Regions from separate parts of the Homo sapiens genome. Here region 1 is linked to region 2. A link is a loop called in an ENCODE intact Hi-C map of the cell type or tissue named here. Cell type or tissue: ovary. All regions are shown on one strand. Each heading gives the region's core, and the rest is flanking DNA. Links, peaks and the distances in the headings are about the cores only.

Region 1 (8,126 bases), core at 2,227-4,726, 110 kb after region 2:
CAGTTTGACTTCCTCTTTACCGATTTGGATGCTCTTTATTTTTTTCTGTCTGTTTGCTCTGGCTAGGACTTCCAGTACCATGTTGAATAGAAGTAGTGAAAGTGGACATCCTTGTCTTGTTCCAGTTATCAGTGGGAATGCTTTCACCTTTTCTCCATCCAGTATAATATTGGCTGTGGGTTTGTCAGAGATAGCTTTTATTACCTTAATGTACGTCCCTTCTATGCCAATTTTGCTGAGGGTTTTAATCGTAAAGCAATGCTGGATTTTGTCAAATGCTTTTTCTGTGTCTATTGACATGATCATGTGATTTTTGTTTTTAATTCTGTTTGTGTGGTGTGTCACATTCATTGGTTTATGTATGTTAAACCGTCCCTGCATCCCTGGTATGCAACCCACTTAATCACGGTGGATTATCTTTTTGATGTGCTGTGGGATTTGGTTCACTAGCATTTTGTTGAGGATTTTTGCATCTATTTTCATCAGGAATATTGGTCTGCAGTTTTCATTTTATGTTATATTCTTCCCTGGATTTGGTAATAGGGTGATACTGGCTTCACAGAATGATTTAGGGAGGATTCCCTCTTTCTTTATCTTTTGGAAAAGTGTCAATAGGATTGGTATCAATTCTTTTGAATGTCTTATAGAATTCAGTTGTGAATCCATCTGGTCCTGAACTTTTTTATTGGCCATTTTCTAAATACCATTTCGATCTCACTGCTTGTTATTTGTCTATTCAGAGATTCCACATCTTTCTGGTTTAATTTAGGAGGGTTGAATATTTCCAGTTATTTATCTATCTCCTCTAGGTTCTCTAGTTTATGCGCATAAAGCTGTTCACAGTAGCCTTGAATAATCTTTTCTATTTCTGTGGTATCAGTTGCAATATCTCCCACTTTATTTCTAACTGAGCTTATTTGAATCTTCTCTCTTCTTGGTTAATATAGCTAATGGCCTGTCAATTTTATTTATCTTTTCAGATAACCAGGTTTTATTTCATTTATCTTATGTACTGTATTTTTGTTTCAATTTCATTTACTTCTGCTTTGATCTTCGTTATTTCTTTTCTTCTGCTGGGTTTGGGGGTCAATTGTTCTTGTTTCTCCAGTTTCGTGAAGTGTAAGCTTAGATGATCTATTTGTGCTCTTTCAGACTTTTTGATGTGGGCATTTAATGCTATGAGCTTTCCTCTTAGCATTGCTTTTGTTGTATCCCAGAGGTTTTGATAGATTGTGTCACTATTATTGTTCAGCTGAAGGAATTTTTAAATTTCCATCTTGATTTCATTGTTGACCCAACAATTATTGAGGAGCAGGTTATTTAATTTCCATGTATTTTCATGGTTTTCAGGGTTCCTTTTGGAGTTGATTTCCAATTCTATTCCTCTGTGGTCCAAGAGAGTACTTAATATAATTTTGATTTTCTTAAATTTACTGAGACTTGTCTTGTGGCCTATCATATGGTCTATCTTGGAGAATGTTCCATGTGCTAATGAATGAGTGTATATTCTGTGGTTATTGGGTAGAATGTTTTCTAATATCTCTTGAGTCCATTTCTTGTAGGGTATAGTTTAAGTCCATTGTTTCTTTGTTGACTTTCTGTCTTGATGACCTGTCCAGTGCTGTTAGTGGAGTATTAAAGTCCCCCACTATTATGGTGTTGCTGTCTATCTCATTTACTAGGTCTAGCAGTAAATTTCTTACAAATTTGGGAGTTCCAGTGTTAGGTGCATATATATTTAGAATTGCGATATTTTCCTGTTGGACTAGTCCTTTCATCCTTATATAATGTCCCTCTTTGTCCTTTTCAACTGCTGTTGCTTTAAAGTTTGTTTTGTCTGATATAAGAATAGTTACTCCTGCTTGCTTTTGGTGTCCATTGACATGCAATATCCTTTTCTACCCCTTTACCTTAAGTTTATGTGAGTCTTTATGTGTTAGGTGAGTCTCCTGAAGACAGCAGAAACTTGGTGGGTGAATTATTATCTATTCTGCCATTCTGTATCTTTTAATGGAACATTTAGACCATTAACATTCAATGTTAGTATTGAGATGTGAGGTGCTATTCTATACATTGTGCTAATTTTGCCTGAATACGTTGTTTGTTTTTTCATTGTGTTGTTGTTATATAGATCCTGTGGGATTTATACTTTAAGGAAGTTCTATTTTGGTGGATTTGTTTCAAGATGTAAAGCTCCTATTAGCAGTTCTTCTAGTGCTGGCTTGGTAGTGGTGGATGCACTCAGCATTTGTTTGCCTGGAAAAGACTGCATCTTTCTTTCATGTATGAAGCTTACTTTCAATGGATAAAAAATTCTTGGCTGATAATTATTTTAAGGAGCCTAAAAACAGGACACCAATCCCTTCTAGCTTGCAGGGTTTCTGCTGAGAAATCTGCTGTTACCCTCAAAGGTTTTCCTCTACAGATTACCTGATGCTTTTGCCTCACAGCTCTTAAGACTCTTTCCCTTGTCTTGACTTTAGATAACCTAATGACTATGTGTCTAGACAATGATCTTTTTGCGATGAATTTCCCAGGTGTTCTTTGAGCTTCTTGTATTTGGATGTCTAGATCTCTAACAAAGCCAGGGAAGGTTTCCTCAATTATTCCCTCAAAGCTGTTTTCTAAATTTTTAGATTTATCTTCTTCCTCAGGAATTATTCTTAGGTTTGCACATTTAAGATAGTCCCAAATTTCTTGGAGGACTCGTTTGTTTTAAAAAATTCTTTTTAATCTGAAAGCCTTGTCTTTGAGCTCTGAAGTTCTTTCTTCTGCTTGTTTGACTATATTGCTGAGACTTTCCAGTGCATTTTGCATTTGTCTAAGTGTGTCCTTGATTTCCAGAAGTTGTGATCATTTTTCATTTGTGCTATCTATTTCACTGAAGAAGTTTCCTTTCGTATCCTATATTATGTTTCTGATTTCTTTAAGTTGGACTTCACCTTTCTCTGGTGCCTCCTTGATTAGCTTAATAGTCAGCCTTCTGAATGCTTTTTTTTTTGGCAATTCAGAAATTTTGTCATTGTTCGGATCCATTGCTAGTGAGGTGGTACGATTTTGGGTGGTGTTAAAGAAGCTTGTTTTGTCATATTACCAGAATTGTTTTTCTGGTTCCTTCTCATTTGGATAGACTATGTCAGAGGGAAGATCTGGGACTTAAGGGCTGCTATTTAGATTCTTTTGTCCCACTGGATGCTCCCTTGATGTGGTTCCTCCCCTTCTCCTAGGAATGGGGCTTCCTGAGAGCCAATCTATAGTGATTGTCTTTTTCTCTTCTGGGTCTAGCCACCCAGCGGAGCTACCAGGCTCTGAGCTGGTACTGGGGAATGTCTGAAAAATGTCTTGTGATGTGATCTGTCTTCAGGTCTTGCAGCCATGGATACCAGCACCTGCTCCGGTGGTGATAGCAGGGGAGTGAAGTGGACTCTGTGAGGGTCCTTGGTTGTGTTTTTGTTTAGTGCACTGGTTTTGTGTTGGTTGGCCTCCAGCCAAGAGGTGGCACCTTCAAGAGCACATCAGCTGTGGTCATATAGGTAGGATGCAAACTTGCCCTAGGGACACCGGGTTAAGTATTCAGGTTTCTCAGGTGGTGGGCAGGGCCATAGAACTCTGAAGAGATTATGACCTTTGTCTTTGGTTACCAGGATGGGTAGAGAAAGACCGTCAGGTGTGGGCAGGGATAGGCAGGTCTGAGCTCAGCCCCTCCTTGGGCAGGGCTTGCTGCCGCTGCTGTGGGGGATGGGGGATGGTTCCCCAAGTCCAGTGAAGTTATATTCCCAAAGGGATTATGGCTGCCTCTGCTGAGTCATACAGCTCACCAGGGAAGTGGGGAAAAGCCAGTAGTCACAGGCCTCACCCCGCTCCCACACAGCCCACAGTCCTAAAGGCCAGTCTCACTCCCACAGTGCCCCACCAACAGCACTGAGTCTATTTTTTGGCAGCCGGTGACCAGGGCTGAGAACTTGCTCCAGACCACGAGCCTCCCCATTGAGAAAGCAAGCAGACTCACAGTTTTTTGGTGTCCCAGGGAGCATACAGCAGTGATCAAGTTCCTTCAAAGGGTCTGTGGGTTCTCTCAGCTTTGCTGGTATGTTCCTACAGTAGTTCTTGAAGCAAAAGTTCATGATGTGAGTCTCCACACGCTGGTCTATCCATCTGATCGAGAGCTGCAAGCTAGTCCTGCCTCTTATCAGCCATCTTAATTGAGATTTCAGATTACATCAAATTTTCTAATAGGTGATCATGTCATCTGAAAATAAAGGTAGAATTATTTTTTTCCTTTTCAATCTCAGTGACTTTTTTTCTTTACCTTATTGCACTGGCTACAATCTCTGGCACAGAGTTAATTAGAAGGGGTTGAAGCTGTCATTCTTGTCTTCTTCCTGATCTTAGAGAGAACATATTCAGTCTTTTTCCAGTATGGTGTTTACTAAAAGTTTTTAATTTGATACTTTTTATGGAGTTGAGAAAGTTTTCTTCTGTTTCTAATTGGTTGAGAGATTTTTTTCATCAAGAATGCATGTTGGAAATTTTTTTCAAAAGCATTGTCTATTTTTATTGAGATTGCCATTTTTAAAAATTTTTGGTATGTTAATGCGATAGATTACATTGATTTTTGAATATTATGCTAATTCTGCATTCCTTGGATAGGTCCACTTAGCCATGATATATTCAATTTACTAAATTTTTGCTTGAAATTTCATAAATATGTTCGTGAAACATTGGTCTGTAGTTTTATTGTGATGTCTCTGTCTGACTTTCATATCAAAGTACTACTAGCTCACAGAATGTGTTGGATAATAGTTTCTCCTCATCAAAATTTTCTAGAAGAGAGTATGCAAAACTGGTCATATTTTTTTTTTATGTTTGGTAGATTTCACCAGTGACACCATCTGGGAGTTTTCTCTGAAAAAAAAAAAGTTCTTTTTTTACTACAAATTAAATTTCTTTAATAAACCTAGGGCTGTTTATATTATCTAATAATTCTTGAGTGAGCTTTGGTAGTTCATATCTTTATAGAGATTTGTCCATTTCATTTAAGTTGCTGAATTTATTAACATAAACCTGTTAATACTATTCCCTTATTATACTGTTAATATCTGTAGAATCTGTACTGATCCCAGCTTTCTCATTCCTTATATTTGTAATTTGTGCCTTCTCTATTTTTCACGCTCATCAATCTGGCTAGAGGTTGATTGATTTTATTAATCTTCTTAAAGAGACTGTTTTTGGTCTCACTGATTCTCTCTACTGTTTTTCTGATATTAATATCATTGACTTCTGCTCTGATCTTTCTTTCTTTTTTTCTACTTACTTCGAGTTTAAGTTGTTCTTCTTTTTCTTGCTTCTTAGGGTGGAAACTTGAGACCTTTCTTCTTTTATGAGGCATTTAATGCTATAAATTCCCCCTAATTTCTGGTTAAGCAGTCTCCCACAAATTTTGATATATTAACTTTCACTTCAATTCAGTTCAAAATGCTTCCTTTTCTCTTTGGATTGCATCTTTGACTCACAAGTTATTTATAAATATATTATTTAGTTTCCAAATATTTGGGAATTTTCCTGAGGTCTTCTAGTTGTTGATTTTTAAGTTAATTCAATTGTAAAATCATTTGCTTTTGCCTCTTATTCCCCGATCTGCCATTTCTAAACCAGCATTGTGGTTTCTTACTTGTGACTTTATAGCTTTCTCCACTTCTCTAGCCAGCAAACTCCTATGTCTTTGTCAATGCCCACATCAGATACAGTGTTTTCTGTAAAATCTTCCCAAGCTCTTCCAGATGAAGTCTGTTGCTTTCTCTTTCATGCCTGCAAAATCCTTTATGTGCACTGATTTAAGGGTTCCTATCACACTGGGCTGCAGTTATGAGATTACAAGTTTGTCTCTTCCACTAGACTCTGAGGCCCTGAAGGTCAGGGCTGAAGTTCTATGCAGGTTTGTCTCTGCAGAGCCTGGTGTACAGCAGTATACAACAGTTTCTTAAATGAATGAATGAGTCAGTGACAGAGCCACTTATTTTTGAGTCCCAAGCCTATCCCTCCAGCTCCCAGAATGACTCAACTACTAAAAACAAAGAGAAGATGTGACTATCAAGAAAGAGAGCGGGAGGAATAAATAGGCTTCTTTGTGTGAGAGAGAACCACGGACATGAAGCAGGCCTCTCAGGTATGGCAGGATGCCTGCTTTATGTCCAGGTTGACTTTGTGCCTGTAGGAACTGGGCTGGTGGTTATAGACCAGGTCTGGTCGGCCTTACCTATGCAGATGGTAACCAGGCCACCTATGAGTGAGTGCAGCCGACACAAAGCAGCACCATGCAGGTGTTCCCCATTCCAGCTGTGGGAAGCTGCTGGCTGAACACGGGAAACCATGTTTGCACCAGGCTTGGACCTGTGTGTGCACAGCAGTGTGTAGGCACATGTGTGTATGTTGGGGGAGTTGGGGGTGACTAATGGAGATGAATGATTACTTAATCTGAACTCATCAGGAATAAAGAGCCAACAGATTCCTTATTTCCATCTCTGCCTGCACTCAAGTGCATATACCAAAGCCTATGGTTTACATACTTTCCTAGTGATTTGATCTAAAAATATTTCACCTTTCCTAACCTGTGCCTGTCAGTGACTAACATTATCATAAAAAGTGCACTTTTACTGGGATTCCATAGCAGAAAAGGAGGCTCCCCTAGTAATATTACGTGCCCTTTTAGGAAATTAACTTTTAAAAAAGACATCAGAATATCAGAATACTGAGCTTCCATGGGCAATTGTAGCTATCAGATATGACAGATATTGAATGGCTTTTCTCAGGGACCTGTCCACTCAATGTGTTCCACCATACCGCTTACAAAGCATTGCAACCAGAGTTTCCTATTACTCAACATTATGTGTATTATTCTAAGTATAGAGGCCACTAGAATATCAAGAAACATATGGCACATCTTTCTAGCAATCTGGGATTCATCACTGAAATGCACACTCAGGATAGCTCAGGAAGATACCTACAGAAATGAATGGCTTGACTAGGAAAGGTTAGACCTTTGTATGTCTCTATCTGCAGCTTTGTCTACCATTTTTCCTATTATTTCTACACAAGCCTGCTGTGCTCCTAAAATACCATTCTTCTTAGCAATCTGGGGTGGGTGGGGACAGACTCCTGTAGATCCCCAAGTCTTTGATCAGTATGTAAAACTTTCAGGTAAGATCCTACCAAAAGGGCTTCCTAACTGCTTTGGCTTTTCCAGTAAATTAATGGACTCTATCCAGTTCGTATCTGGAAAAGCTTTTCGCTCTTTAACTAAAGATCAGGTAAGAATAATTGGACACACACTCCGGCATTGGAACTTGATAGAGTTTACTCTGGGACCTTATGGAGGACAAAGGATGAATGACATGCTGTAAATACTGGCCTCACTCCCCAGTGTCTCCTCTCTAAGGAGCTGGTAAAAACCTTAAACCCATGTGGGTGGAGCTCCAGGTATGTGTGAATCCTCTTGTGTGTGGTCCATGCAGGGGGCCCACAGAGTCAACCCGGGTTGCTTGTTCCTTCTTCTCAGCTGTCTTTGAAAACCTGGACCATATTCTTTGATCCCATCAGGGTATAGCTTCTCCTCAGTGTGTGCTGCACAGTGATGGCTGCATTTCTAAGAGAACACTCGGAGACCAGACCTGTTGTCTGGTACTCTCTCAGAAAGAGTGAGACCAAGTCCTGCAAGCCGACTTCACCCAGTCTGTGGGGAGCTGCCTTATTTCCTGAGAGGTGGCTTTTCGTTTACATTGATCCAACTCACTCTGGGCTCTGGATGGTGAGAGAAGCAAGCCTTTTTGATTTGATGCTTGCAGACTGACCACCTGTCCTTCAGGATCCTAACTCTAAACTTGTAGTCTTTTCCTGCATCACCCATTCCTGAAGAGAACATTTTACTTTCTTCTGCTGATGCATTTATTTTTTGTTCCACCAAAAAAAAAAAAAAAAAAAAAAAAACACTGGTGCAGCATCTACATCTCAAAATAAACAAGAATCCTATTTTGTGACTTCATTTTGCATACAGGGGTAGGAATTATCAGTAAAGCAACTAATGAGAGGTCTTCAACAAAGCAGCTCCTTACCAGATGTTTATGTAATTT
Region 2 (8,126 bases), core at 3,242-5,741:
CAAGCAGAGGGTCACCTGGAATGGCTGGATAAGGGCTTTGTACACTCATCATTCCTAGTCTCGGTAGGTGCTGCCTCTTGCCTCAAACATTGACGTCTAAACAATCAGCAACTTCTACCAGTACGACTTTAATAAACTCCTCAACATTCTAAATGTAGCATCTGAAACTCCATAAACAGGAGTGAACTAGTAGCAGTCTGAAGTTGTCATCATTGACAGCTTATGATTTATCTTAACTCTCCCTAGCCATTTGGCCATGACTTTAAGTAAACACTTTCCGTCTTCCTCATGTTCTCGTTACTGCCACCTCCCACTAATAAGAAAGACTGCCAAGAAAAGCATCCAGACAGTTCATTTACCTCCCAAACTTGCCTGAAAGTAGCCGCCCCAGTTTAGACAAGGGGCAAAGCAACTACTGCACATTTTCAACAGATGGAACAATGCTTCCCAAATTATTTACATTAACATTATTTGCTTTCAGGATGTGTGTGTAATGAATTGGTAGTTGAATAAAATATTATGGTGCAGGCTGAGGCACCAGCAGTTCAGGCAGGCCATTTATGGTGATAGATGGTGATAGGCGGTTTTGCTTTCTAAGAAGCTGGGGAGCTTTAGGCAATCTCTCTTTGCTAAGTTCTTGGCACCATTTTGTTCTATCGGGTTCCAGAAGCTTGGTCTAAATGTACAGGGAGGTTTCCTATTTTAACCATGGTGGCCAGAGAACACCAAGCCTGTTCTCTACTCACCCATCAACAAATGGTCAAGAGAGTTGGGTTGCTCTGTTATGCAGATGGCCACAGAGTGATAGGTGTTTCCTGCATTTTCTGTGAGTGTCATGAAACCATGTCTAACAGAAGATGGGAGACTTTCCCTCATTAATCTGATGGAGCCCACATGTGATTCGACCTTCCTGAAATTTTAATGGCCTGTCCACACCAAGCCCAAGGTACTGTTACACACCATGGAATGTGGGTCACTAGGAGGACCATATGCTTAGTTGTATTACTTTTATATCTTCTAAACTAAACCAAGAGTCAAATGCTCACTGAAGATGACTGAGCACAGTATGTGAAAAGAGTAAGGAGAGCCCTGCTATTTCTGCAGGTGCCCATGCACTAAATACACAGCCCTGGGGCTTACAGCAGTTGTATTAGAGTTGGAAATATGCCATGTTGAACACCCTCAATGCCAGGGTCAATCTTGTGGCAGTGGTTCCTGGGTTCTATCTGGGGCCTTACTTTTAATCTATAAGAGTTGTCAGGCTAAAGTGGCAGTTCTCTAGGTGGGATGCCTTAAGTGATCATGCATTTATTAAGTATTCACTGAGTACATTTGGGATCCAAGGTTCTGTGTCTGGTTCCACAAGGGACACTTTGAGTGCCTCTCCGGAAACTCCCTGTGTAACAGATGTAAAATTCCATTCAATATCTAAGAGGTAGACCTCAAGGGAATTTCTCAAGTTTTTTTGGAGTGGTGAATAAAGTGAACATAGGCTCTTGCCTGTTCTTGGTGTTTATCAGAGAACAACAGAGGGTGCACCAGGGGTGGGGCTGTTATTGCTCTGGTAATGAATTTATCATTATTGGATTGGGTGCTAAGCAGACAGATGAGACACCACAGGCTGTGCAAGCCAAGTTGATTAGGGGGCCTACAGAGTAACTTGAGATACAGAAAGCGGTCCCAAGCCCTTTCTCCAGATGTGTCATCAGAGTACTATCTGGTGTTATTTGTTCTTTCTCTTTCTCTGTCTCTTTCTCTTTTCTTTCCCTCTTCCTCCCTATTTTTATCCTTCTTCCTTTCTTCAAGGAGTCTTCACAAGTATCTCATTTTATTCTCTAAACTTCCTGTTAATCCTCAGTGACTCCCGTTCTCTGAGTCCTGAATTCCTCATTTGCAGTTGAGGGGCTTTCTCTTAAGTCATATCCACCTTTTTCAGAGCAGGGGCCCGTGATGGCTTAGCCCAAGTGGGAGGCTGCCTGATTCCATCCCACACTGAATCTGAGCAGCATTCTCAGACACCAGCAAGCACCACCAGGTCGGAAGGAGGAGACCCACGAGGGAGCCGGAAGGACCATATGCCAGGATGTCCCATCTTAGTGTTACTAGTCTGTGTGATTTTGCCAGAGGTGGGGAACAACAGCAGCAACAGTAACAACAAAAACATTTCACCCTACTGCTTTGAGGCATTTTTAAAATACCTTGGATTTTGATGTTATGAAAGGAAGAAACAACATTTCTGTATTTATCAAAGGGGGTCAATACTTGGAGAAAAGAATAAATCGTTGCCATGCAACTCTCTTCTCCCCATCCCAACCTGCCCCAGGCTGATGTCTCAGGTAACCTCGACCACAGTGACCGCCATTCCTTGACATCTTGTCCTAGGTCCTGCACAAACATTCCTAGGAGCAGGAGCTCAGTTTTCCTAGGCAAGTGTTTGACCCAGGTGACTATGCATTTCCTAAGTTTAAAGGCTGATTCTTTTCACTCTCCTAAATCTCCCTCAGCCCTCGGCATGAGACTTTACACAAAAGGGAGATTTTTTTTCAACCTCTTTATAGCCGCTGCTTTTTAACCAATCAAATTTTGTGACAAAGGCAATTATACTCTTATTTCCCAGGGAAAATGTGCCCAGACACATAAGCCAACAACACCCACAGGCATTCACGCAAATATATGCATAGATGCCCAGAATGTCCACATAGACAGTCACAGGGAGGTGCACACAAGGATAGTGGGTTTATACATGGACACATGGACCCAGAAACAGATACCTCCCTGGGCTGTGCACACATCATACCCCACCCTTGCTGACATCACTGCCTTTGCTCAGAGCTCCTGGCTCTGCAGTTTGGGCTCAGTTCCTTCAGGCTGGAACCCAGCAGGACCCAGCCTGGGCTGGCTGGGCTGAGCTGTACTGGACAAGATGGGGCAGGGCAGGGCCAGCCAGGGCAAAGCCACAGATGAGCTCAGGTGTCAGACTCCGCCCAAGTGGGAGCTTCCTGAGTCCAGGATGACTCAGGCCCTGCCATACTCGGGTTACTCCAGCTTAACCGCCCTGAAATGGCCTTGCAGCCCCACTGACCACACCGTTCCTCCCCAGCTTTCCAGTGGCCAGATGTGTGGTATACATTTCACCCTAAGCCAAACACAGGGGCTTGCCCAGCCAAAAGGAACTAGAATCTGTGTGCCACTTCAAGACTCCAGAGAAGGGAGCCCTCAGTGTTTCTGCCTTGGCCAAAGGCTCCTAGGAAGCTGCCTCAAGGTTCTTTCAGGACTGGTTCTGGAGCAGGGACCCAACTGCCCAACTAATTTTTGAATTTTTTGCAGGGGCAAGGTTTCACTATGTGCACTTGTGGGTGCACAAGGGATGATTATGCATGGTAGTAACTCTAGCATCCTTTGATGCCTGGGCAAACAGAATGGCTTCCACTTTTATAAGTCCCAGGAACTCTCAGGTGTCCACATTTGGATCCAGGCAGGTTCTTTATCCATGGTGTGAGTGATTTTCATCGTTTCACATCACAAGCACTTAGAGGCCACTTGCCCTGTGGCTGGCTCGGCACTTGCTCAGACCGGGCCTTCTTCCTGGGAAGTTAAGTTTGGCTTGGGGAGTTTGGCAATCAGAAGAGTAAAGCAGCAAAAATAACAAAGGCCTGAACTTCAAACAGAGGGGGAATCAACTCCTGTGTATACCTCCAACTAGCCGTGTGACCAGAAAGTTACCCTAAGGCTCACTTAGCCCCCATTCTGTTCTCAGCTGTAAAGTGGGAAAATCTATTTAATCTATTTAACACAGCTTCTCTGAGAATTGTATGAGTTCTGTATATGATAACAATAGTGATAATGACAGATAGAATGGTTATTTCTTATTGAATGTTAACAATATAAAGAAATTGGACCAAACTTGGCAACATTTATGACTCTCCTCTGAGGTAACTTTTATTTTTATCCTGTTTAACTGTAGCTGCATTGGAATAATTTGTCAATAAAGTATGGGAAGATGAAGACAGAACTCCATGAGGTATTTAAATTTTACCAGAGGCTCTTGAACAGGAAAATGCTTACAGTTCTCAATGAGTGAATCTCAAATGATGAAATTTTATACAACATGATAGGGAGAAAGGAAGACAATTTTTTTAATGAGACAGTATCACTCTGTCACCCAGGCTGGTATGCAGTGGCACGATCATAGCTCACTGAAACTTCAAATTCCTGGACTCCAGTGATCCTCCTTCTTCAGCCTCCCAAGTAGCTAGGACCACAGGTGCATGCTACCATGCCCAACTAATTTTTGAATTTTTTGCAGGGACAAGCTTTCACTATGTTGTCCAGGCTGGTCTCAAACTCTTGGCCTCAAGCAATCCTCCTGCCTCTCCAGAGCATGTGGTTTGCGGGACTTGCCTCAGATACTTCAGGGGCAATCAGAAACTGGTTGAAGCTGAACAGAGTAACCAATCTCACTGGTGCAAGTGACTGGTTCAGAAATGGATCCATCATCCTGCCTGGAAGTCAAATCCCGGGCTTTATATTGTTGTGAAAATAATCTTATCCTTGTTCTGGACTTAAAGTGGGAGTATGTGTATTCAGAAACTACTGATCTTGTAATCATTAAAAGAGAGTCTGACCAAGAAAGAAGCCAGCTTACAGGGTTTTATGTTAGATGGGGGTGAAAGAAACTGAGTCACAGAGACACCAGTTGAACCCATGGTTCAGCCTTGCCTAAAGCTAGACCTACAGTTGGATGTTTCGGTTACATTAAGCAATAAAATTCCTATGTAGATTTGGGCCAGGTTTTATAATTCTTGAAATCCAAAATTTCCAACTGATGCAATTTTTGGAGCCTTTGCATGGACTAAAACTGATCTTGAATTTTCATATAGTATAGCCGAGCTGGATGGATTACAGGATAGATGGGGCCAGGGCAGGAGCAGTGGCTCATGCCTGTAATTCTAGCACATTGGGAGGCTGAGGTGGGAGGACAGCTTGAGCCCAGGAGTTCAAAACTAGCCTGGGCAACAGAGTGAGACCTCACCTTGTTTTATATATATATAAATATATATATGGATAGATGGATGGATGGAAGAATAAATTAAAATGTGAATGAATGAATAATGGAAAGCAGGACTTTTGTTAAACTTTCTATATTGTGTTTTGTTAAACACAATAACAAGTATTGTGTTAGATTCTTTATATGACATTGCCAATGATGTAGACCAAAAACATATCTTGTTTATTCCTCATAGCAATTCTGCAAGACAATTATTGGCATCATTATCAAAGATGAAGAAATTGCAGTTTGAGGAGAGTGAGAGATAAAGTCAAACAACTGATACATAGAAATCAAAGGATTAGTGCAATATCTGTCATATGCCAAAGCCTGTAAGCCTCCTACAGTGCCCCCTGCCTTTTCTGAGCCTCAGCTTTCTTATCCGTAAAATGGCATTGATAATACTTCTTTCCTAATGTTAATTGAACAAAAGAAGGTAGGTGAGTGTGTGTAGTTGTGTGTGTATATTTACCTGTGTGTGTGTGGTACATGTCTCTCTAATTCTTTCCCTGTGTTCCTACCATTATTAAGTGATATAAACTTAGCATTCAAGATAGATGGGTGTTTTCATCCTCGAAAATTTTTTCTTTCATTTTCCTAATATCACATGATTATGTGCACAGTGAAATCTGCATCCAAATTTGAATTCACTCTTCACTCTGCATGCTAACTTTGCACTATTATTCAAGGTTTACTTACCTAGAAAATTAAGGAAAATCTATTTTCCCATAGCTCATACTAACTGAAGCCTCTTCTCAGAAATCTCCCTGGAAGTTTGGGGTTCCTCTATGTGTGACTTGGAGACATCATAACCACTACTGCACTGATGACGCCTCTACCACTTTCACCGCCACCAACAGCAACTCCTTGACCAATACCTTCCTCCTTCACTACTGCCTCCACCAGAACCTCTTCCATCTCCAACACCTCCACCATCACCACCATGATAATCACTGTGATTGTAAAAACATCAGGACCTATAGTAAGCAAGATATTTGACACTTAGAATTCCTACTCCACACTAGAATCCTATCAAGGAGACATTTTATTTTGGCTTGCCTATAGGGAAACAAAGTCTCAGAAAAGTTGAATAATCTCTCTAAAGTCTCACGACTTCTAAGCAGTAGAGCAAGAGGTTGACACCAAGCCCATCTGGACCCAAATACTGTGATGTCTTCACTTTAGTAATCTTTTCCTTTGCCCACACAATCATTTCTGTTCTGAAAGGTCAAGCATCATTTTCCTCTCTAGAATATAGGAGAATTCCTCTTTTAGCCTTTGTCTACTGCAGATATTGTGAAGTAATCTCGTCTGGGAGTGACTATCTTAATTACTGAAATAACAGGAAGTTAATGCCACTACAGATGCTGGGAAGGAAAAGGTTGTAGGGGAGTTGGTAAATGTGGAAGAGTCACATGTCAGATTAAAACAGGTCACAATGATGAGCTCTGACTGCTCTGAAAGGCAACAATGTCCGTCCAGCTAAGGTGGGGGAGAAATAGGGACCTGGCAATGCCACCATCCTTCTGTCAGGATAGGGGTGTAGGGTTGCTGTCACATCGGAAGTGAGGGCAGCCTGAAGGTTGGGGTTAGCATTCAACAAGAGGATTGAAAGGACACTTTAAAATCTAGATAGCGTATCTAAAGGATGCCTGAGGAGAATTCCAGTCTTTTATAGAGGGATAGGGAGATTGAATATGTTTTGCTTTTGAAAGCTTTATATTTGCAACTTTGTAGTTCTTTCTGCCATATATTTGAGGTGAAATGGGTATTAAATTGCAAAAGCAACACAGTCCATGCCTATTTTTTTACACACAAATACTCTTAGAGTAAATTCTGTCTCAGTAAGCACCTAGCACATAGAAGGGTGTTTGGATAATGCCTTTATCCAGTTTATCACTAAACTGGTAGTTCTGGTGAAGTAGAATGTCTTTATCCAGTTGCACAGAACTAGTATCTCCTCTATCCCATTAAAGAGAAAATTGATTTATTAACTGTTGATATTTACACTTGGGGAATTCATCAGGCTACTTGATCAGTAGAACCAGGAATCCTGCATAGATTGCTGTGGTATAAGGAGAAGATACCAATAGGAAATAGGTGAGGGTATAGAGTTGAGTGGTTTTGTTGTGCATGAAATGTTAATGCTTGTTCATCACGAAGAATATCTTATTTCTGAAACCAAGTATGACCACACTCTGTCACTCTCAAGTGTCTAAGGAATATATTTCCACTTTTGTTGTCCCTATAAGAATGTTTTGCTGGGGTCCTGCAAACTTACTGCCAGTCAGAAGGCAGGCTGCAGGCTGGGCATGGTGGCTTTCACCTGTAATCCCAGTACTTTGGGAGGCCGAGGCAGGCGGATCACCTAAGGTCAGGAGTTCGAGACCAGCCTGGTCAACATGGCGAAACTCTGTCTCTACTAAAAATACAAAAATTGGCCAGGCATGGTGGCAGGCACCTGTAATCCCAGCTACTCGGGAGGCTGAGGCAGGAGAACCCAGGAGGTGGAGTTGCAGTGAGCAGAGATCATGCTGCTGCATTCCAGCTTGGGCGACAGAGTGAGACTCTGTCTCAAAAAACAAACAAACAAAAACAAAAAAAAGGCAGTCTGCAAATGCAGATATTGCATATTGTTCTTATATGACTATGCAGAGAAAGGCTCTCAGAAACTCCATTACATAAGAGTAATTGGCTGAGAAATCCAGATTAGCCACCTGATTTTATCTGCTGAGGTGCTGGAAATGATGGGATTTTCATATTTTTTAAAGTCTTCGAAGCATTTTGTGTTTCGTTTCATTTATTAAAGTAAGTAAATAGCCTCATCAGATAGTTTATACATCTCTTTGGATAGGTCATACAAATGTGTTCTACAAGAGCTTACATGTGAGTAAATTTAATGTTTAAAGTGTAAATATATAGATAGGGCTCACAAAGTAGTTTTCATAAAATAGTCCCTAGGGCACTGATAGCTGCTAAGATTGCTGTTTTAGAAGCCTTGCTCTGTTTGTAAATGAGAGACATTGTCTTATGTGAATAGTGAGAATGATACAAAGTCCTGGTTGTGCAAGTGTCTCTA

The links. A loop is a pair of places that touch in the nucleus more often than their neighbours do. Peaks named below come from ENCODE experiments on the same cell type or tissue, not always from the same donor. Only the 100,000 strongest peaks of a DNase experiment are listed, where the experiment ranks them.
Region 1: it touches region 2 in a loop (2.0-fold over the local background); 2 of 110 quality-filtered maps call a loop at or near these places.

The regions. Positions count from the first base shown.
Region 1 is chr2:19,181,419-19,189,544 of GRCh38, forward strand. No RefSeq gene overlaps it. Among named protein-coding and RNA genes, the nearest start is that of LINC01376, 160 kb to the left of the region's middle. RefSeq lists enhancers at 3,338-3,839, 3,840-4,339. In ovary, for the core only: no CTCF peak of the experiment used is centred there; no DNase peak of the experiment used is centred there.
Region 2 is chr2:19,070,784-19,078,909 of GRCh38, forward strand. All of the region lies in intron 5 of LOC105373456 (a long non-coding RNA gene), which reads left to right. LOC124907739 (a long non-coding RNA gene) reads left to right here and starts at 5,052. Exons shown (of 2, transcript XR_007086236.1): 1 at 5,052-5,483; 2 at 5,780-8,126. RefSeq lists a silencer at 7,865-8,126. In ovary, for the core only: no CTCF peak of the experiment used is centred there; no DNase peak of the experiment used is centred there.